4 separate regions of the Mus musculus genome follow, and regions 1, 2 and 3 are each linked to region 4. A link is a contact called in ENCODE Hi-C or POLR2A ChIA-PET data. All regions are on one chromosome and are shown on one strand. The core of a region is the stretch at or near the end of the contact, and the rest is flanking DNA. Distances in the headings are between cores, read along the strand shown.

Evidence for each region. A loop is a pair of places that touch in the nucleus more often than their neighbours do. ChIA-PET counts read pairs that join two places held with the same protein, here RNA polymerase II (POLR2A).
Region 1: a loop to region 4 is called in a map of left cerebral cortex, with 2.7 times the contacts of the local background. The contact joins the promoter of Stat2 here to the promoter of Pan2 in region 4. A Hi-C loop is called at or near these places in 2 of 37 maps with a recorded cell type or tissue (heart and left cerebral cortex). POLR2A ChIA-PET finds 5 or more read pairs at or near these places in 4 of 5 experiments (Patski and embryonic stem cell).
Region 2: a map of left cerebral cortex shows a loop between it and region 4 (6-fold over the local background). The contact joins the promoter of Cs here to the promoter of Pan2 in region 4. A Hi-C loop is called at or near these places in 2 of 37 maps with a recorded cell type or tissue (heart and left cerebral cortex). POLR2A ChIA-PET finds 5 or more read pairs at or near these places in 4 of 5 experiments (Patski and embryonic stem cell).
Region 3: POLR2A ChIA-PET joins it to region 4 with 14 read pairs in Patski. The contact joins the promoter of Apon here to the promoter of Pan2 in region 4. POLR2A ChIA-PET finds 5 or more read pairs at or near these places in 3 of 5 experiments (Patski and embryonic stem cell).

What each region holds. Positions count from the first base shown.
Region 1 is chr10:128,268,719-128,274,052 of GRCm38, reverse strand. Stat2 (signal transducer and activator of transcription 2) reads right to left here and starts at 3,555. Exons shown (of 24, transcript NM_019963.2): 1 at 3,336-3,555. It overlaps Apof (apolipoprotein F), which reads right to left. Exons shown (of 2, transcript NM_133997.3): 1 at 5,284-5,334; 2 at 2,803-5,058. The coding sequence starts at 5,041. The coding sequence ends at 4,094.
Region 2 is chr10:128,335,528-128,340,737 of GRCm38, reverse strand. Cs (citrate synthase) reads right to left here and starts at 3,011. Exons shown (of 11, transcript NM_026444.4): 1 at 2,779-3,011. The coding sequence starts at 2,820. Gm51822 (a long non-coding RNA gene) reads left to right here. Exons shown (of 2, transcript XR_003949053.1): 2 at 1-3,599.
Region 3 is chr10:128,250,634-128,255,689 of GRCm38, reverse strand. Apon (apolipoprotein N) reads right to left here and starts at 1,559. Exons shown (of 2, transcript NM_133996.3): 1 at 1,409-1,559; 2 at 1-1,255. The coding sequence starts at 1,235. The coding sequence ends at 480. It overlaps Timeless (timeless circadian clock 1), which reads right to left. Exons shown (of 29, transcript NM_001164081.1): 26 at 4,878-4,996; 27 at 3,807-4,020; 28 at 3,602-3,697; 29 at 2,749-3,498. The coding sequence ends at 3,434.
Region 4 is chr10:128,300,586-128,306,226 of GRCm38, reverse strand. Pan2 (PAN2 poly(A) specific ribonuclease subunit) reads right to left here and starts at 2,892. Exons shown (of 26, transcript NM_133992.3): 1 at 2,756-2,892; 2 at 1,734-2,132. The coding sequence starts at 2,015.

The sequences.
Region 1 (5,334 bases), core at 2,306-4,805, 33 kb after region 4:
CAGTTTTCCTAGGGAATACTATTTAATAGTTGCAACAGGTGGCACTTTTTATTTTAGTAGTAACTTTGAAACACAAAAGTATCAGTAGAAGTCCTGTGGTACATGCCTGTCATACCAACACTTGGCAGTTGGAAACAGGAGCACTGAGGGCAGCCTGAGATACATAATGAATCTGAGGTCAGCCAAGACTAAGACCCAGCTTCAAAGGAAAAAAAAGTGTAAAGGTTGCTAACCTACATATTATCCAACTTAACAAATGGTATTTCCACTAATGGCACCTAGCTCATCCACTTAATTTCCATTGATTTTGTGAGTTTGTATTTGTTTATGCTAGGCTGAAGCTAAACAGTAAAGAGCCATGTTGGTCTTGAATATCAGTGATTTTTGTTGGCCCTGAAGCTTTCCTTAGGGGCAGATAAGGAAAGACACCTACCAACTGCCCACCTCCAGGCAAAGACCTATACCTTAAGGTGCCTTAAGTACCACGCAAAGAGCTATTCAATCTTTAAGACTGGGGCATTTTTAGCCGGGCGTGGTGGCACACTCCTTTAATCCCAGCACTCGGGAGGCAGAGGCAGGTGGACTTCTGAGTTTGGGGCCAGCCTGGTCTACAGAGTGAGTTCCAGGACAGCCAGGGCTAAACAGAGAAACCCTGTCTCAGGGAAAAAAAAAAAAAAAAAAAAAAAAAAAAGACTGGGGCATTTTTATGACTTCTGTGAAATTCCTGGTCTTTGGGTGAATTGCCAAGTTTGTGAAGACCCAGAAGTTTCATATAAAACTGTTTTCCGGGCTGGTGAGATGGCTCAGTGGGTAAGAGCACCCGACTGCTCTTCCGAAGGTCTGGAGTTCAAATCCCAGCAACCACATGATGGCTCACAACCATCCGTAACGAGATCTGGCGCCCTCTTCTGGAGTGTCTGAAGACAGCTACAGTGTACTTACATATAATAAATAAATAAATCTAAAAAAAAAAAAAAAAAAACTGTTTTCCCTGCCACAAAGCAGGCAGAGCCATGTGTGCCCGCCCACTTTCCCCTTCTTGATGCTGTCCCTTATCTATAATGGGAATTAAAATTTCTTCATCATGGGGCTGGAGAGATGGCTCAATGGTTAAGGGCACTGACTGCTGTTCCAAAGGTCCAGAGTTCAAATCCCAGCAACCACATGGTGGCTCACAACTATCTGGAATGGGATCTGACACCCTCTTCTGGTGTGTCTGGAGAAAGCCACAGTGTGCTCATATACATGAAATAAATACATAAATAAATAACTACTTCATCTTGCTCCCACCAGCTGCCACAGGAAGCCCCTAGACACTGATCTGAGTACAGCAGAATAATCACTAGGAATCATTTAATTGCTTTTTTTTTTTTGGCAGGGGGCGGGGGGGGGGGGGAGGAACCATGCAGAAGAGGGGGAGGAGGGACGGTAGGAGGCAGAAGGGGTGAGGACACCATGAGAACACTGTCCACAGAATCAACGAGGCAGGATTCATAGGGGCTCACAGCAACTGAAGCAGCAATCATGGAGCCTGCAACACTCTGAGATGAGTGCTCTGCAAATACGTCATGATTGTTTAGCTTGTGTGTGGGGTGGGTGGGGGGAGTGGAGTGTCTCTGACTCTTTTGCCTGTTCTTGGAACCCTTCTTCTCCTCCTGGGTTACCTTGGCCAGCCTTGATCTGAAGGTTTGTGCCTAGTCTTACTGCATCTTGCTATGTCGTGTTTGGGTGATACCCCTGGGAGACCTTCTCTTTGCTGACAGGGGAGAGGCAGGGGATCTGGAGGAGAGGAGAGATGGGGTGGGGGCACTGGGAGAAGGGAAGGAAAGGGAGGATATGGTCAGGATGTATGAGAGAAGAATAAATAAAAAGGAAAAAATAAAAATCTTACTCTTATTGTACCTAGAGCTGAAAAGCTTAGAAGAAACACAAGTGTTCTTTAAAGGTCACATGATTCTACTACAGAGCAAACATTGCCACCTAGAGTCCAGGCGTTGACTTTCTTTCCTTAAAGGCAGGAATGGAGAAGGGAAGAGATTGGGCAGGAGATCCAATTATTCTCCTTCTAAAAATTTTATTTTATGTATATGTTGGATGTTTTGTCTGCATGTTCACCCACAGATCAGAAGCGGCATTGGATCCTATAGGACTCTAGGATTATAGATGGTTGTGAACCACCATGGCTGGGAATTGAACTCAGGACATCTGGGAGGGCAGACAGTGCTCTTAACTGAAGAACCATCTCCATAGCCCTGATCCAATCTCTCTTCAAACAAAATGTTTGTTTTCATTTTAGCTTTCTTGCAATCCTTGATCCTCGTGCCTTACTCTCTGTGAAAGCTTTGGTTGAGCTACAGCTCCAAACGGGTACTTGACTCTTTAAATTATATGCCTGTATTGCTTCTAAGAAACAAAAACTTGACGGGTGGTGTTGGTGCACACCTTTAATCCCAGCTCTTGGGAGGAAGAGGCAGGTGGATCTTTGAGTTTCCAGGACAGGAGGGCTACACAGAGAAACCCTGTCTCAACCCTCACACCCAAAGTCTGCCTAAGTGAACTAACTGCACGTAGGCTATAGGGGCTGCAACAAAGTACTTTCTCTAGTTGGCTTCACTCTCCGATATCAGTTTTGCACTGAATAAGGTTTTCTGAAATAAACTAGACTTTGTGTGTAACCTTAAGCAAACAGTTTCACCTCTAGGACTATAGTTTATATGTATTATATGTATATAATATATATATATACATATGTGTATATATATATATTATACAAACACACACACATAATGATCAAGGATGTCTTTCTTATTTATTTATTTATTTGTGCAAGGATCAAAAATTATGTAAAGGGCCTCGAGAGATGGCTCCATGGTTAAGAGCACTGGCTGCTCTTCCAGAGGACCTGGGTTCGGTTCCCAGCCCCCACATGGCTGCTCACAACCATCTTAACTCCAGTCCTAGTAAATTCGGCCCTCTTCTGGCCAATTCAGGCACGCACCTAGTACATAAACACAACATGCATACAAATTTTAAAAATATAATAAGGAAGCAAACAAATAAGTAAATAGATTCGCAGAGCAGAGGTTAAAGCTTTGGCTTATGACAAGGATCATAATGGGTACATAGAGCAGCTGCAAGGGTTGCGGAGGAGTTTTGGAAGGAAGTCGACAGGGTTGAGAAGTAGAACTGTGCAGCGGTGCAGCATCCTGCAGGGTGTTCGACTTCAGCCAGAGAGCAGAAGCCTTGTCTACAGGGGCATCACCCGGGGCAGCAGCCCTTCCCGGGAACCGGCTGGCACCTCCGCCCCGCTCCGCACACCCTTTCGGGGCCTGTACCTTCTGAGGGTCCAGTGCCGCTCCTTCCAGTGCTCTCGCTGCAACTTCCAATTCTCCAAGCGGTTCAAGGACCCGTTTTCCACCCTCCCCCGACTCCGGCGGACCAAGATAGCGAACAGCGGAATGGGTCACCCGGCTGGCGGAATGGATCACCCGGCTGTGGACGCTCGGCGTTCCGGGATCGGTGGGGCGACCGAAAGCTTAGCCACGCCCTCCCCGCGTGTCACTCTCATTGGCTGAAACACAACCCCGTTCAGCGCTGGGCTGGACAAGCTGCTTGAAACCACACCGCCGACTTCAGTGATTGGCGGAGAGGGAGAAGCTCGTTAGTGCCCGCTCCCGCCCCCCTAGTCGGGCGGAGCCCAACTAAAGTCTTAGCCAGGAATTCTAGCAGCTGATTTACCCGAACCGAACCGTGAGTTCTAGGGAAAGGAAACTGAAACCAGGGTGCGTGAAGGCACCTAGGACTCCATAGAAAGGGTGGGACCTGCGTCCCTTAGGATAGGGAGGGAAGAGCTGAGGTAATAAGGTATTTTTGAGGATATGAATGATAAATACTGTGGGTTCATGATAACGCTTTTTAATTTCTATAATCACTTGTTCAGGTGGAAGTTAGCCAGCCCCATTAGAGTGTAAAAATCTAAGTTTCAAGAAGGAAATTACTGGCAAGCGATGACAGTATCCCAAACCATCCACCCACCCATCCATCCATCTACACTTCTCTTGTCAGAATTTTCCACTTATTGGTTGTTTTGTTACTATCTCTTGTACGCCAAGACACCATAGTTCTTTAATAAAGGCCACTCCCAGTTAGAAGTTGTACTTTCAACTTCTGACACAAAATTAGACATGGCTATTTCTTCCACAACACCGATATCTGTGGTGGCATCCTTTCCGGTCTCTGGCTGATGGGTGGTCACCTCTGGCTGAGGGGTGGTCACCTCTTTCTCATCATAATAATACTGGATCAGCCGCTGAACCCCAGCCTTCATCGCTGGCTTAAGAGCAGCCGTGATCACCGCACCAGCTGGGCCCCCTGACGCGCCTACCATGGCCATCAAGAGATCATAACCCAGATCTATGGCCCCATCTCGACCTCGTTCCTTGGCCTTGTCAGAGCAGTTCTTAATGGCGTAATACAAAGCTGTGCCTAGGTTGTAGTAGGTGCCTACTGCTGGTAGTAGGTCAACCACATTGTGGACACTCTGTTCCTGATCATTGTCGCAGTCTGTGTTGGAAATCGAACGTTTGGCCCTCTTTGGACCTGGCTGCTCCCAGGCTAAGAGCTGCAGAGCAGAGGACAGGGCATCCACAGACACTTCCCGGTCTGTGTGTCCACTCTTCTGGAGCTCCTGGAGATGGTGGATGAGGGCTTGTGTAGCCTCCACACCTCCTAATCGGTAAAGCTGAAGCTGAAGAGCCCAGACCTCAGCCTGGCAGCCAGCTGCCTCCAGAGCATTCCTTAGAGCCAGGCCTACCAGGAATTTGGAGACAGGGGGCATGTAAGTGAAGCCAGGCAGGGACTTGGGGAGCAGCATCTGGCAGGACAAGGGCTTGTCTGAGGTCTGCATCTGGTATCCCAACTTCGAGGGAGGGAGCACCGTAGAGACACTGGTTGCCTCTCCGTGTGAAGTGGCATCCACAGGACACAGCAGGAGATAGCAAAGCAGCTGGATTGACATCAGGATGAGTCGGAGGCTATGCATGTCAGGAGCTGAGCACCCTGGAAAAAGGGAGAACCCCAAAACATGCAGACCATGTCTTTGAAGGTTATAGTCTGCAGGGAGCCCAAGATTCAGGGAACCCCCAATCTACCACCTACCTCCAAGCTTATGTTCTGTTTAGCAAAGGGGTAAGGATATGGGAAGTGCAGCACAATTTCTGTCATTTCTAGGTCAGAGTGACCTCCCCATTTAATGCCCACCCACTTATGGGGGACCCAGATTACCATACAGTCCGGCCATTGAGAAGTAAGAGTCCCTGGGTAGCTTCGGTAGTT
Region 2 (5,210 bases), core at 1,762-4,261, 34 kb before region 4:
CTCCGGGTCAAACATTTTTTAATCTATTATATGTAAGTACACTGTCGATGTCTTTAGACACCCCAGAAGAGGGCATCAGATCTTATTAAGGATGGTTGTGAGCCACCATGTGGCTGCTGGGATTTGAACTCAGGACCTTGGGAAGAGCAATCAGTGCTCTTAACTGCTGAGTCATCTCTCCAGCCCCACTTTTTTTTCTTTCTGAGACAGGGTTTCTCTGTGTAGCTTCCTCCATCCTGGAACTCTGTAGACCAGGCTGGCCTCAAACTCAGAGATCAGCCTGCCTCTACGCCCCCTTGTGCTGAGATTAAAGATGTGCACCACCACCAGTCTTTAAAGTCTCTTAGTATTAAAAAGTAAAACTGGTCACCAATGACTAAGGGAACGGGTCTAATTTAGAAAGCTTAGGCAGATAAGAGCAATGCTGATATGCTGAAAGGCTCCCCAGACTCCCAGTTATGCTGCATGGCCCTCTCCAGGTTCTACTCCTTAACTTTGTTAGACTTTGACAGTTTTGTGTTTTTGTTTTATTGTTGCTGTTCTCATTCCCTGTGTGTCTGTGACTTCAGGTGTCTTCCTCCACTGGTCTTCACCTTATTATTAAAATCTGAATAGAAAGTCTCCTTAAAACCTGGTTCCTGACAGACTGACTGGCAAAGGATACCCTGAGGTTCCATCTGACTCCACTCTTCCCTCGACCGCAGCACAATAAGGGTCATAGGTGATGTAACTAAACGTGGCCTTTAGGTGGAGGTAGGGATTTGAACTCAATCCTTATGCTTACACAGCAATCACTCACACTTGTGCAGTCTGTGCATCTGTGAAGCCCAGGATGTCCTTGAATTTGTAATGATCCTCCTGTCTAAGCCTCCCAGTGTTTGTTTTACAGTTGAGAGTCCCCATGTCCTGTTTCTGGGCTTTGCTGATTTTTTTGTTGTTGTTTTGGGTTTTTTTGTTTTGTTTTTTGTTTTTTGTTTTTTGTATACAAAGTTTCTCTGTGTCGTCTTGGCTATCCTGGAACTCACTCTGTAGACCAGGCTGGTCTCCAGCTCCAGATCACAGAGATCCACCTGCCTCTGGGATTGCAGGCAAAGGTGTGTGACATCACCACCTGGCTGCCCTTGCTGATTTCAAGAGTAAGCCTCACCTCTTGGGAGAAGCAGGTAGCTCAGGATGGCCTCAAACTTACTATGTACCCACTGTCTCCGTTTCCTCAGTGTTGGGATTACAGCCACGTACCATCATGCTCAGTGCAAGGCACACTGAGATTCAAGCAACTCAAGCAACTTGACCAACAGAGTACAAAAGACTAGCAAAGTTTCTGGGATCCTCAACTTCACTTCTAACATAAAAGTAAAGAATGACAACACAAATGTGGCCCAGTCACCCTCCCAAAGCATTATGACATTTCCTAGGGCTTTATGAAGCAAGATAAACTAAAAAAAAAGTAAAACCAAAGGCTTTTTCAAGTTCACTGTTGTGTTAGACTATCTGGTCTGGGTTAGCAGCTCCTGAACCGATCTAATTATAGGTCCACCATTCTGCCAAACACCGTCTAGAACTTGCTTCATTTCCCAAGAGGTTTCCTTACCCAGTTCCCTGGCAGCAGCAGTAGCAACAGCCAAGTAAGACAAGTGTCTACCAAATAACCAGTCTCTACCTTGTTGCCAGACACAGAAAAGCCCCAAGATAAACCCTACAAGTTTTGTGGTACATCTGACAACTATGCATCTCACACAGAAAGTTAATACCATTCTAAGTCTTTTCTTTCCTCCAGGTGTACTTTGCTTCAAACTATCTACTGATGAGAAAAACCTATTAGTTCCTTTAAAACTAAAACAGAAGCCAAGGTCATTTGTGGGACTGTCCCCACTTGGGTTAGAGCTGAAATTCCCTCAGCATAGCTGGGTCTCTGTTTAAAGGCCCAAGTTATGCTGAGCAAAAAAGTAGTGATAACGTGAAATTAAGAGTTATCCCTACTTGGACTTGAACTTCAGAATTCAAAAGGCAAACCATCAAATTAAAGGGCCGCCAGGGAATAAGGGGAAGTACTCCTGGTAGGTAGTAGAATTGAGTCATGTGACCTTGGTGTTACTACCTCACGCCTGTCTTCATTTATTGGCCTGTAGCTTGGAGGAACAACCTTTCTGGTTCTACCTAGAGCCTGATGTGATACATAATCAGCAGGTTTAACAGAAATGCCCCACCCTATTCAAGCTCCTCCTATATACATTAAGTGCAGGAGTCCCAAGGACAAAGAGGAGCTGGGGGGCTCTAGTCCCCTAACAAAACTAAAACGGCGGGGTCACTTACAGGCTTCAATTACAGTGAGGAAAGAAACAGGTCCTGACAGGACTCACCCTACAAAGCAGAGCCCAAATTAGCCCCAGTGACCAAGTGAGCATATTTATACATCCCCCACTCCTCCTCCAACAGTTCTCTCCCTAATTCGGGGGACCACGCCACATCTTTGCTCTCTGGCCTTGCAGCCAGGGCCCTGCATCCCTCGCTTGCACCTTGGATACTTGATATGACAGAAGGCGGGCCTCCCGGCCGCCGGGGGCTGCAGGCCGGGGCCGGCAGCGTTCACCTTAGCCGGAAGGGCACGCAGCACATGGCCTAGGAGCTCTGGGAAGGGTTGGCGGCTCGCCAGGGTCGGGCCCCTTTAAGGCGCGGAGGGCTGCGCTCCGGTGTGGGAGGGAGAGCCGGTGCCGGAGGCCCTGCGGTCGCCTCAGCCCCACCCCGCGCGCCACGGCGCGCTCCCTCCTTTAAGCTCACCTTGGCTCCCAAGAGCCGGGTTGCTGCAGTGAGTAGAGCCATGGCGGGCGAAACTCCGGGACCTGGCGGGAAGGGACCGAAGGGAGAGAGCTACAGCTGCAACAGGAGCGGTCGCCGCTGTGATGGAGACCGCGCCAACCGGCGGACAAGGTTGAAAGGAGGCGGCTGAGGGGAAGGGTAGACAAACCGGCACAGGCGCCCAGCCCAGGGTCCTCGGCGAGGCCCCGCCCTCTGCCCGAAACTTGAGCCCGCCCCCCTCCGGCGACCCACCCCGGCCTCGACCATTGGCCCAAAATGGAAGAGGGGCGGGATCTGAGCCTTTGACAGATGTTATCGCGGGGAGGATTGGACCGTACGGATTAGGCTAATTAGGAGTGGGTGGGAAAGGGATTGTAGGTGTCTAAGGATGTGCCTGAGAACTCAGTTAACTTCCTTCTTTGGCTTTTCCCTTTGCCCTTAACACATTTCGGGTTCTCCGGAGAATGCTGAAGATAAAGCTCCAGCACGCGACGTTTGAAGGTCACTGAACACTGCAACTGACCATTGCACTTCCTCTACCTGCTTGGCATGCTTTCTTAAAGAATGTCTTTGGTTAATGACTTCATGGCCGTGGAGGTGACATCACGCAGAAAGCCCGCTATGATGCCAGAGTTAGTTGCTTGATGGTCATTTGTGAACAGAAGAAATCTTGAAATTACAGATACTGACCCCGTTATGTGGAGAAGAGCAAAACCAGAAGCCTGAATGTTTAGTGATGTTTGTGAACTATATGGAGTCTAAGTCTTACAAAAGCCCCCTTAATATGAAGGAACCTTTCAGTCTTTGGGTCCTGGGCCTTATGATTCTGACATTCTTCATAAAACCCCATATCATAAAACCCCATAGAGCCAGCCCACCTCAGACACAGGATCAGGAGCTGCAACTCTCCACTCAAGATCAGGTGTTAGACACTCTCTTTTCGTCCCATCATTCACAGTATTTCCAAAGGACTCGAGGACGTTTATCCTACTTGGCTCTCTCTCTTATTTCTCCCTCAGAAAACATTGCAGTGAATGACACAAGGATTTAATGATCTTACACATCACTCTTAAATGCCCCGGGGTAGAACACCTCAGAACTTCTGTACTTTCCTGTGCCTACTGTGAAATTGGCCTAAGGGTGGAGAGAAGCTGACCCAATGATCAGAGCACCTTATCTGTAACCACCAAGCCTCAAATGTACAATCCTTTTATCTCACCACATGACAGTAACAAAGTGCAGAGGTCTCAGTATCCATGTAAGCCAAGTTCAGATAGTCCTTGTTTATAGAGGATGTAGTTTGTGGCTTAGACTTGGAAAAGAGAAAGAAAACCCCTATTTCCTCAAGTTTTCTCATATACATATTCATATCTGCCCAGTAGTGTTGTTCTAGCTTGGAAGTCAGGTAGTTCTTATGAGAGAACTTTATCAAGAGAAGCTGCGCCTCTTGAGAAGCAATAACCTTAGACCACCTCCCCGGGGACTTCAAAGCTTCACTGATCAATATTGGCTCCCAATTTAGCATCTCACATGGGGTTTCCTCATAACCCCAGAATAGTCTGACCTGGTTCCTTCCCCCATAGTTAATTATCCACAGAGACTAGCTAGCAGATCAGAGGCCTGAACTCCAGTGCCGTAAGTAACCAGAGGCTGTCCCCATCAGGTGAGGCTGCTGAAGGGACAATTATTGGGTGGCCATAATGGTAACTGGAGTTTTAATAACTACAGAGAGAATGCCATCCTTTTTAAGCCCCTTGATAGGATTCTGTACTTTAACGTCCAATTTTTATTTATTTGAAGTTATTTAATCCTGATGTCCATTGTTATAAAATCAATGTGAAAGCCCAGAGATGAAGGGGGTTAAGTGGTTTCGCCCAAAAGCTGAGTCTGTATCAGTCTGTCCCTCATTGCTGGGAGTGAATGCGGTTTGTAACATGCTATTACTAATACTCAAACATCAAACCACACCCCTAGCCCTACAGTTTCTTTCTGAACATAGGTGGGAAAGTTAAGACTGGCATGAATATAACAGCTAAGAAAACTCTAGGTCCAAATATACCTGCATGAGAACAGGAAGGGGCCACAGAAAAGACTTGACATAATTGTGACCTTGGGAAGATTCAAAATGCTCAGGGACAACGGTGCCCCCTGGTGGTCAAGATCAAGTGGGAGAATTCGGGCTCTAGAATCGTCTTAACATTATCTCCTATAGGTAAACAAACTTCAGTAGACAGTAGACAGTAGTTTGCTCTCTCTCTCTCTCTCTCTCTCTCTCTCTCTCTCTCTCTCTCTCTCTCTCTCTCTCTCTGTATGTGTGTGTGTGTACAGGAACGTGTATATGGTTACATGAGTCTCACATATGCTAAGCCATGAGCTACATCAAAGCCCTGTTTTTAAAAATGGTGAGGAACCAG
Region 3 (5,056 bases), core at 310-2,809, 49 kb after region 4:
GGCAATGGCCACAAAGCAAGACAATCTCAAAATACCAGAACAAATACAGACATGGTGGTGCACACCTTTAATCTCAGCAGGTGGAGGCAAAGGCAGGTGGATCTCTGAGTTCCAAGATAGACAGAGTTACCCAGGCAGACCCTGTCTCAAAAACAAAACAAAACAAAACAACAAACCTTCCTTTCCTTAATATCCCAAAACAATATGAATACAACCAAGGCCCAGAATTCAGCTGGGAAATTAAAAAGCATTAAGCAAGGAATTAAAAAGTATTAAAGAGGGAAATTGCAATACCCATAGCATTTAGAAACTGAAAGACTGAAGTCATATCAAGTGTCTTCACACATTAGGATCAAAGGAAGACAATGTATGAATTTGTAAAATGCAGCCAGCGTCTAGCTACACACCGTGGGCAGCTGCTGTGTGCACACCTACTAAAGGGCTATGAGAAAGTTCATTCCATGCCTAGGAGGCCGTGTCTATCCAAAATAGGTCTGAAAATATTCCCACACAAGGTTCACAAAAATACGCTTTAAAACGACTGCAAGCTGAGCAACGAGGTATACTCGATCTTCAACGGGAATCTTGGCGTCTTTAAGTTCTGGGCTACTCATCAGCCTCCTGGCTACTTCATTCATACTTTCCCAAGACTCCATGGTACAGTGCTGGGTGACATTGACTACAGAGGCCTTGAACTCTCTTACTAGGTCAATAGGAGGGAGCTTGTTCGCCGTCTCCAGCAGCACCTGGGCCATATCGTACAACACCCACCCGGGTTCATAGGTGCACGCCTCAGGCAGGGTAACTGAGCGCCGGACCCTCCTCATATCCCCAGGGGATGGCACCAGATGCCTCAGAATGACTTCATTGTTGCCGATCCCTTCCTCCTGGCTACTCTTTTGACTCTGGAGGACCAGGGTTTCCGCGCTGTCTTTTCCTCCCATTTCACTGATCCGAAGCTGCAGACTGTAGGCCTCGGCAGGGCAGCCAATGTTTTCCAGGACAACTCTCAGGGCTAAGAGGGACAAGAACTCAGACAGAGGAGCAGCGGGGAGCACCGTGTACAAGAGGTCCCGACAGGTAATGGGGGTTGGAGGAGGAATCTTGTTGGGGAGCACATTTGATGTGGGTTCAGTTCTTGTGACGGCTGGCAGGCTGCCATTCTGCGTCTTCCACGGAAAGGCGGTCACCGGGGACAGTAAGATACAGCCAAGAAGCAATGCAGCCTGGATCATGGTGGGTCCACAGGACAGCCCTGTTGTGAAGGAGCAGAGCTCAGGTGAGGAGGGCGCAAATATTCAACAGGAACAGGCACCAAGAATGGTCAGAGTTTGGTAGAGTCCTGGTCATTAGAGACTTCAGTTTCCCTGGACATAAGAGGGGGCCTCTTAGAGGCTGTTACCCTCACCTGTCTGGCAAGCAGCAGAGGAATGAAGTGGTTCTCTGTCTCACTCAGTAGGTCCCTAGTTGGAGCGGCTACCTTCCAGAGGTTAACTTCTTGTAGGTGATGACTGGAAACAAGTATTTACCACCTCTCTTTGGGTAGACTTTATCTGACCAGCTATTGCCCCATCCTGACAGGCAAGGCTCCTCCTTTGTGGCTAGGCGGTCCCTAGACCATAGTCCAGTCTCTGTAGCCTCTAGGCAGTGGAAAGTTTGTTCTCTTTTGAGACTGGGCCTTCTGTAGCCCTAGCTGGCTTGGAATTCAACTAGTTAGCCAAGGATGACCTTGGATTCTGATCCTTCTGCCACTATAACCCCAGTACGGGGATTTATGGGAATCTGCAACCAGGTGCAGTTGCCGTGGTACTGGGAATCAACTCCAAGGATTTATGCATGTTAGGCAAGCACATTACCAACTGGGCTACATTCCCAGTCCATGTGTCATGTTTACTTTAAAGATTTCCCAATCAAAAAATTTGAAAAATAGAACCTACAGCAAATCAAATCAAGTTATTACCAGAGCAGTCTTTTGAGTTTTTACCTTTATTGTTTTTTTTGTTTGTTTGGTAAGGTTTTTGTGGTTGTTGTTTCAAGACAGGCTTTCTCTTTGTAGCCCTGGCTGTCCTAGAACTCAATCTGTAGACCAGGCTGGCCTCAAACTCAGAGATATGCCTGTGTCTGCCTTTTAAGTGCTGGGATTCAAGGCGAATGCCCACAGAGGCCAGATGAGCTGGAGTTACAGCCAGTTGTAAGCCACCTGACATGGTTGCAAGGACTAAAAATTCTACTCCTTTGGAGAGAGTCTTACATGTTCTTAACCACTGAACCATCTCTCCAACCCCTATTTACTTTTTTGTTGAGATAGTCCTGGCTGCCCTGGAGCTAGGTAGACCAGGCTGGCCTTGAACACAAGGCCTCTGCCTCCAAGTGCTGAGATTAAAGGTATGAGCTACCATCACTCTTCTGGCTGCCTTCTAATTTTTTTGGACACTTTATAACCTAAGCTGGCCTAACTTCCTATATAGTCTAAGTATTCTTGCTTTAGTCTCCAGAGTGCTGGGATTATAGGCATGAGCCACCACCATACCTGTTTTGTTTCAAGACACAGTCTCAGACTCGTGGGTAAAAGGGATTTTTTTTGAGATTTTATCAAAGCCTCATGAGGAGCTGAACCAACAGGCATGTACCCTGTGGTCAGCAAGATGAAGCATCTTGTTACTTGTGGATAAGAGGAAGAAGAGGAAGAGGAGGAAGAAGAGGAAGAGGAGGAGGAGAAGGAAGAGGAGGAGGAAGACAACAAAAGTCTCTTTTTTTAAAAATTATATTTATTATCAAGCTGATTTTTTAAATTACATTTATTGGCCCACGCGTAGGGCTATATGACTCTTTCCTCTCCCTCATGGCAATTCTCTTGCCTCTGTCTCCCACACGATGGGATTAGCTCACACTACCAAGCTCAGTTCAGGACATGTCTTTTAATTTTACTCTTAAAAGTTCTTCCGAAGACACAACAGATGGCTGGCTGGCCGCTCTGAGATGAGCAACTGTTAATTGTACACATTTAATATGAAACACAAATCAGGGATGCTTGTCAGCTTGAGAGTGGTGCATCCCAGCTCTCCCTCAACTGTAGAAACGGGTTCAATCATGTGTCCTGGGATGAAAGAAAGAAAATGGGAGCAATCCAGTGCTTTGTGAGGACAGAATGAACAACCGTGCTGGGTTATAAAGCTCCCCGTCAGAAGCCAAGACGCAGTCCTTAGAGGAGGACAAGCCACCTTGAACCTTTCGCCACTCTTCATTTGCTACGAGACGGACCCAGAGACCGGCTGTGCACGCTGATGAACCTGGGGCAAGGACTGACCGCAAAGACTCCACCCAACACTGCTGCCTAAAATTCCTGGGCTGTCAATGTAGAGAAGATTGCTTCCAACGCAGGCAAAAGTAGCTTTTGTGCCTCCAACTCACATCGGTCAAACACATCTGGCTTTCAGTCATCCTCATCCTCAATCTGAAACCGTTTCTTCCTGTGGACTCTTGGCGTTCCCGACACTGCTGCCATGGGAATGACAGGTAAGAGACAGAAATGGAAAGCATCTAAGTATGTAAAAGGATAAGGCAAATGGCCAGTGTCTCCACTGAAGACAAGAGTCCCTACCTTGCCTCCTCCCCTCATCATCTTCCTCTTCGTCGCTGTCCAGCAGTTGCCGCTTCTTGGGCGCTGAGTTCCATTCTTCCTCCCCAGTGGCCTCCTCTGCAGTGATGTAAGACACAGTCGGGAACCGGCCCTGCATCGTCTCAACAGCCCTCACGCCACACGGTGGCACAGAGTAAGTCACCAAGCGGGGGCCATGGCACTTTACCTTCTGTAGGCCCCAGGCCTGCTTTCCTCTTACGGGCTGACAGAAGGGCTCTCAGGGCTTCTGTCCGGTGCTCCTCACTGGGACCCTGCTCTCCGGGGACTCCTGGCTCTGGCTCCTCTTCCCTTTCCTCCTCGTTTTCTTGCTGACTCAAAGAAGCAGCCACCCTCCGAAGCTGGGTGGAGCTCAGTTTGGCTGGAATTCTCCAGAAGGTTTCCTACAGGTACACAGCAGGTGAGATCGCTGCCAGGGAGGACCGGCCTTTCTGGCCACTCTTCTGCTCTATCAGTCATTGAGTAAGCATGACCCCCCCCCCCAACCAGGAATGACCCACAGGAGTTGTGAATTGGACTTACACCCAGCACCTAGCTCAGTGCTACACCAGGTCACATTCACTGTGAATACAGCTATTAGCAATGAATACAGGGAAGGATCTGGGCCATGTAAAAAGTTAGCCTGTGAGATCCACACTCAGAGTCAATGGGGGCGCGAGGGGAGCGGCCGGGCAAGATGTTAAAGCGCCACTGGACTGGGCGCCCGAGCAACTATTCCCACTTCCTGGGTCAGACAGGCAGTAAGATTGCCTCTCTGTGCAAGTTCTGAGCTGACCCTTGAAGGCTGGTTGAGGGTCAAGAGGAAGAAGGTATGTGGGGGTGTGCACATGTCTGTGTGTGTGGACCTTGGATGTGTGGCTGCAGCCTTCCAATAGGACTGGGCAGATCAACTGGTCATGCATGAACAGACCTGCCATGTGCAGGGTGGAAAGCAGTCGGGGTTGGCTGTGGTGTAAAGCAGATGTGGCTGGATGGCCACGCAAAGACAGACATGCCTCCAGGAGGCTGCGGCACACAGAACCATCAGTGCTGCAGACAGACAAGGGGGCAGTGTAGAACACCATTTAGGGAAGGGGAGGCTAAAGGGGAGAGAGACTTGAGTAAGAGACCTGACTTGGGAACCTTGGGAGGCAAAGGCAAGGCAGCAGGGAGGATCTGGGCAACAACACGGTGTCCTCTGAGGAGGACCAGAGCGAGCTCCAGGGCTGACACGGTCCCGCTCGCTCGCTCTGACACTCACCTGCCCTGAGCTGGGCGGCCGGATCCCTAGCTTGCGTAGCAGATGCTGAAACTGTTCGTTCTCCATTGCTTCCTCATTTTCCTCTGTCAGAGGCACCAGAGGGATTGCCTGGGAGCAGCCTGCAGACACGGTGACAATGTGGCAGAGGAACTGCTCTGGATCACACCAGGCCCAGGCCA
Region 4 (5,641 bases), core at 1,643-4,142:
GGGCCTGGGGGTAAGAGGATACTAAGGCTGGATCCCAGGGCCTCTTGTATTCCAGGCAAGTTCTTATCACTGATTCACACCCCCACAATTTTGTTGTGTGCACTTCATTCTGCTGACAAGAGGTTGAATAAGTGCCCACCTTCCAGCTTCCACCACCAAATACTTTTTTTTTTTAAGTGCAAAGCTAGGCACAACAACGCATGCCTCAGAGTCTAGCATTGAGGATGTAAAGGCAGGGAGACCTCTGTTTTGGTGGTGGCAGTTGGTTTTTGAAACATGGTCTTACTATGGTAATCCATGCTGGCCTGGAACTTACCATCCTTCTGCCTCAGCCTCCAAGTCAAGGTTATAGGGTGTGAACAACCATGCCTGTTCTATGGTCTATGCTGCATTCAGTTCTGTTCCCTGTGCCGAGCACAGCAGTAGTCATGCCTGACTTACTGAACTGAATACATCGGTGAAAAAGTTCATTTCTCCTAATGGAAAAACAATTCATACCCCCATGAAATCGTAAATAAGTAAACCAAGGTCTTACAAAAACTATTTGGCCTCATAGCATATATTATTACACACTTGAAAATTAACACTGATAACTGCTAAGACTAACAATCAGAAAGAGAAGACAAAATAACTCCAATAGGTATCCAAAAACATTCATTAAACATTCTGCAATTATAAACGAGGTGTGGTGCATTCCTGAAACACTAGCACTTTGAGGTTGAGATAAGGCTGCCCCTAGTTCAAAGCCACCCTAGGCTGCATAGTAAGTCCCAGATCAGAAGGTGCTACATACTGAGATTGTTTCAAACCCCGACCCCATTCCCAATTCTAAATTGGGTAAAATATTAAAGAGTATGGATGGCTATAAACTAAGGGATGGATATAGTTAATCAAAACATGGGCTGAGCTTGGTTGGTGATACCCCTATAAACTCAGCACTCTGGAGATGATGTTAGGGTTGTAAATCTGAGGCCAGCCTGGGTTACACAGCAAAACCCTATCTTAAAACAAAACCAGGCACTCGGGAGGCAGAGGCAGGCAGATTTCTGAGTTCAAGGCCAGCCTGGTCTACAAAGTGAGTTCCAGGACAGCCAGGGCTACACAGAGAAACCCTATCTCGAAAAACAAAAAACAAACAAAAAACAAAACAAAACAAAACCAGGATTTGACCTGTAGGAGTGAGTTCAGTGCTTGCCTGCTGTGCAAAAAGCCTCGGGGTTTATCTCAGCAACATACACTGAATATGGGTTTGGTGTCTATCTTCCCAGCGCTCAGGAGATAGAGGCAGGAGGATCAGACATTCAAGACGATCCTTGGCTATACATAAAGTTTAAGGCCAGATTGGGATAGAGAGACCCTGTCTTTAAAAACAATAAACAAACAACAACACAACAAAAACAATAAACAACAGTCAGATATGGTTACATACAAGGAAACTCAGCACTTTGGAGGCAAAAGCAGGAGGACTGCTGTGAGTTCTAGATCAGCCTGGACTATAGAGAGAGATGTTGTCGCAAAAACACAGTAGTGATAGGAGAACTGACAGAGTGGAATGCCTTATGAAACTAAATATGTAGTTAATCTCTCCACTCCCTTGTTGGTTTGAAAGACCCAGCTAACTCTCATCAGTTCAACTCAGTTTTGACTACCTGCAAAGAGCTGTCCTTGGGCAAAGACCAGATAAAGATTTCTAATACACCCTTTCAGCCTTCAGAAAGGGGTATAGTTCTTACCCCATGGCTCCCCACCCACAGCATCTCCTCATGTAAATCAAAGTGGGAGACAGACACAGGCACTCCCACTTCAGCCACCACGCTGTGCAACTCAGAGTAGACACCTTCCATTATGTGCACTGACTCCTGGACAGGAAGAGCCTCCAAGGCCACTCCCTCTGGGTCTAGCTCCACATTCTGTAGCAAACTTGGATTCAGGTGGGCATCCAGGACTGGGTCCAGGGTAGAATGCATAGCTGGGGAAAATTCGGCCAGTCCAGGATCCAGACCCTCAAAGTTCATGACGATAGTGGCCGCTGGTCAGACCGGAGTCACACCCTCCCTTGCCACGCTTCCTACAGACAAGTGACCCAGCCTTCAGGAGGACAGCACCAGTGAACCTAGAATGGACATTCTGGCCTGCAAGGGAAAGAGGCAGCGCAGTCAGGGATAGGCCTAGGTACTGGAAGTATCTTCTATGTGGACAGGACAATCAGGTAGGCAGAGGGGATGAGACTGCCAGGCAAAGACGGAAGCATGCATGAAGAGGACAAGGGCAACGCTGTACTGTGAGTGGCATGACAGTGTCCCTTACTCTGCACCTCTAAACTTCCTAAGTTCCCTGCCAGCCCACCAAATGATCTAACTCTTGACTTCCCTTTCTCCTGAACCACAAGGTGAAGGGAGCGGGTTTGATAGGGGCTGGAGTTCGGGGGAGAGCTCTGAAATGCTTGTTTCTTAGAATTGGACATGAGACAAAGGGGCTGGGCGGTGAAGGGGGCAAGACAAGCCAGTTTCCCAGAATCCTTTACAGTGGTTACCCAGCATTCTCCAGGGGGTGGGTAACAAGAACGGCCAGTTACCCACAAACGGGGCGGGGGTAAGGGGGAAGTAATGGAAACGGATAGCTACCCAGAATTCTTTGAGCGAACCAGAGAAACTGGTTACCCAGAATTCTCCCCCAGCGCAGGGGACGGGAGGGGAAGGATTAGGGCAAAGGTCAAGACGTGTTCCTGGGATGCTTACGGGGAATGGGTCATTACCAAGATTTCTCCATGGCGGATATTTTGGAGCGCGTGGAATTCAAACGAGTAGGGGGTAGAGAAAGCGCCGTCAGCTCCGCGGGAAATTCCAGTTTCCCTACTACTCCCCCGCCTCTAGCTCAACCTAACCCAAGCAAGACGGACGGTGGATTGGCAGCCATCGCTTCCAATCAGCGGGGGCCACGGGCTCATCCCAGCCAATCAGAAAAAGCCAGGTACAGGCAGCGCCTGAGAAGGAGAGTGACGTAGCCTCCGCCAAAACAAGGTTACGGAATGCCACCGGGGACAAACTGAATCAGGCGCGGATCTATTTGGTGTTACGAAAAGTAATCCCTTCGCTCTCAGGCTTTGTTAAGCAAAATTAACTTTAGACTTTGAAGCCAAGCTTTTACGCTCCCTGAATAAGAACTAGACTAAAGGGGCGCCAGAGGCTAAGCACTGGGACTCGCCCGGTGGGTATTCCCAGCGTGGCCTTCATCATTCCCGGCGTATAGACCTTCATCTTGCTGTGCCTGTGAGCCATTCCAATACCTCTGACCCTGTACCCCCGAAACTCACTGGCATTTCCTATGACTTCTAGATGTGGGGAAGAAAAAGGAAGCGGGAGCCTGACTTCTAGTGTGGCCCAAGTGGCCACCTTTTCTCTATTTCTAGAGGCATCCATCTGAAATTCCCATCAATGTTTGTGTCGTCCCCAGAGGTCCCCTAATTTTCCCAAGAAACAAGTCTCCTAGACTGTCAAAATTCCCCTAGACCGTGGAGCTGGACATTGACCCCAAGAGAGAGATAAACAGTAAACTGAGTCAACTGAGCTGTAGCTATTCTGAGGGGTTCTTGATTAATCTCCAACTAAGAGATCCTACTGCCTCTCCCTCTCCTGTGAGAGTGTGTCACCGTGTCTAAAATATTTGGGGGTACTGGCTGTGTACTAAACTGCTTTGGAATTGGTCCAGGCTGTGAGATGTCTTAGGTTGCCCAAACTCAGCTCTGTCATCTCTGTTTTTAAAGGCCCTGTGCCACTAGTGGTCCATACCTACAATACCTGCATTATTAAAGCAGAGGCAGGAATCCCTTACAAATTCGAGGCCAGCCTAGGCTACATAGATAGTAAGGACCAGGCTTGCTATGGCTACATGGTGAATATCCCTTTCAACAGGTGCCTGTGGAAGAAAGTTCTCACCAATAATAAACACCAATAATAAAACTTTTAAAGCATTTATTGGGCCAGGCATAGTGGAGGTATATTTGTAATGGCAGTAATCCTGAGGCAGGAGGATTAGTGTTCAAGGTTAGCTTCTTCTATATAGCAAGTCCCAGGCTAGTCAGGTTACATGAGACCCTGTTTCAAACAAACAAAAACCAGGCTAAGTGGGATGGCAATCCCACCACTCAGGAGGCAGAATGGATTTCTGTGAATTTGAGGACAGCTTGGTCTACGTAGTGAATTCTAGGCCGACCAAGGTTAGACAGTGAGACCCTGTCTCAAAACACCCCCCTCATCCAAATAAAAATGTATTTCTTTTCAAAAAGGTGAAAGAGGATTTCAAGATGGTACAGCAGGTAAGGATACTGCTACCAACTGTCAGGGTCTGAGTTCCATCCCTGAGACTCAATGTGGTTGTCTTCACATTCATACTGTGGCACACATACATAATAAATAAATTTAAGTGTCTATCTGTCTCTGTCTGTCCCTCTGTCTCTCTCTCTCTCTCTCTCTCTCTCTGTGTGTGTGTGTGTGTGTGATTTTTCTCTCTCTCAATAAAGGCAAGCAAGTAGAACTTCAAGAAAGAACCCTGAGGCAGATGCATCGGGACTTCATCTATGGATGTTCTGCAGCCTAGCCTACCTGAAACTCTATCTAAAAAAAAAAAAAAAAAACAAAATAAAATAGTAATGGGGTGGGCAAGGGGGACATAGGCACTTGGGTATTCCACACACCAAGAAATCCTACATCAAAATAGAGAACACCTAACTCAAAGGATCTCTGGCTTCGCTGGTCCTTAGATTTAAATTTTCATACAAGGACTTAGGTGCTAAGAGACCCAGACAGTCCCTACACAGAAATCTCCATATTAAAGACTCATAATTGAAAGAGACCTCACAGACCACGGGAGTTAAGGAGCTTGAGATACTTGGAGTAAATCGGTTACTTTTTGGTTTGTTGAGCTGAATTCTCAGTAAGGAGTCCAAACTAGACTTGAACTTGTAATCCTCCCTTCATATTAACCCCAGAACTGGGTATACAGAAGGGTGCCATCAGACCTCACTCAATAAACTACTTTATGAATCAAAATCTACTTCCACTTGAGTTTCCTCACAGTATCCAATATAATGACACAGTAATTTTACATGGAGCGAAGCACACCTGTAACCCCAGCGCTTGGGAAGTGGAGGCAGGAAGATTAGGAGCTCAAGGTCATTCCGAAACCAGTCTGGGCAACAAGAAACTGTCTCAAAAACAAGGAACTAAACTGCAGAATATGGGTTGAGCCTGATACAGGTCTATAATCCTTGTTACTAAAGCTAAGTTAGAAGACTCAAAATACAGGGCTGGAGAAATGGCTCAGCGGCTAAGAGCACTGACTACTCTTCCAGAGTTCCTGAGTTCAATTCCCAGCAACCACATGGTGGCTCACAACCATCTGTAACAGGAGCTGATAACCTCTTCTGGTGTGTCTGAAGACAACTACAGTGTATCATATACATAAACAAGTATATCTTAAAAAAAAAAAAAAAAAAAAAAAAAGCTGGGCATGGTGGTGCACGCCTTTAATCCCAGCACTGGGGAGTTCGAGGCCAGCCTGATCTACAAAGTGAGTTCCAGGACAGCCAGGGCTATACAGAGAAACCCTGTCTTGAAAAACAAACAAACAAAGACTGACAATG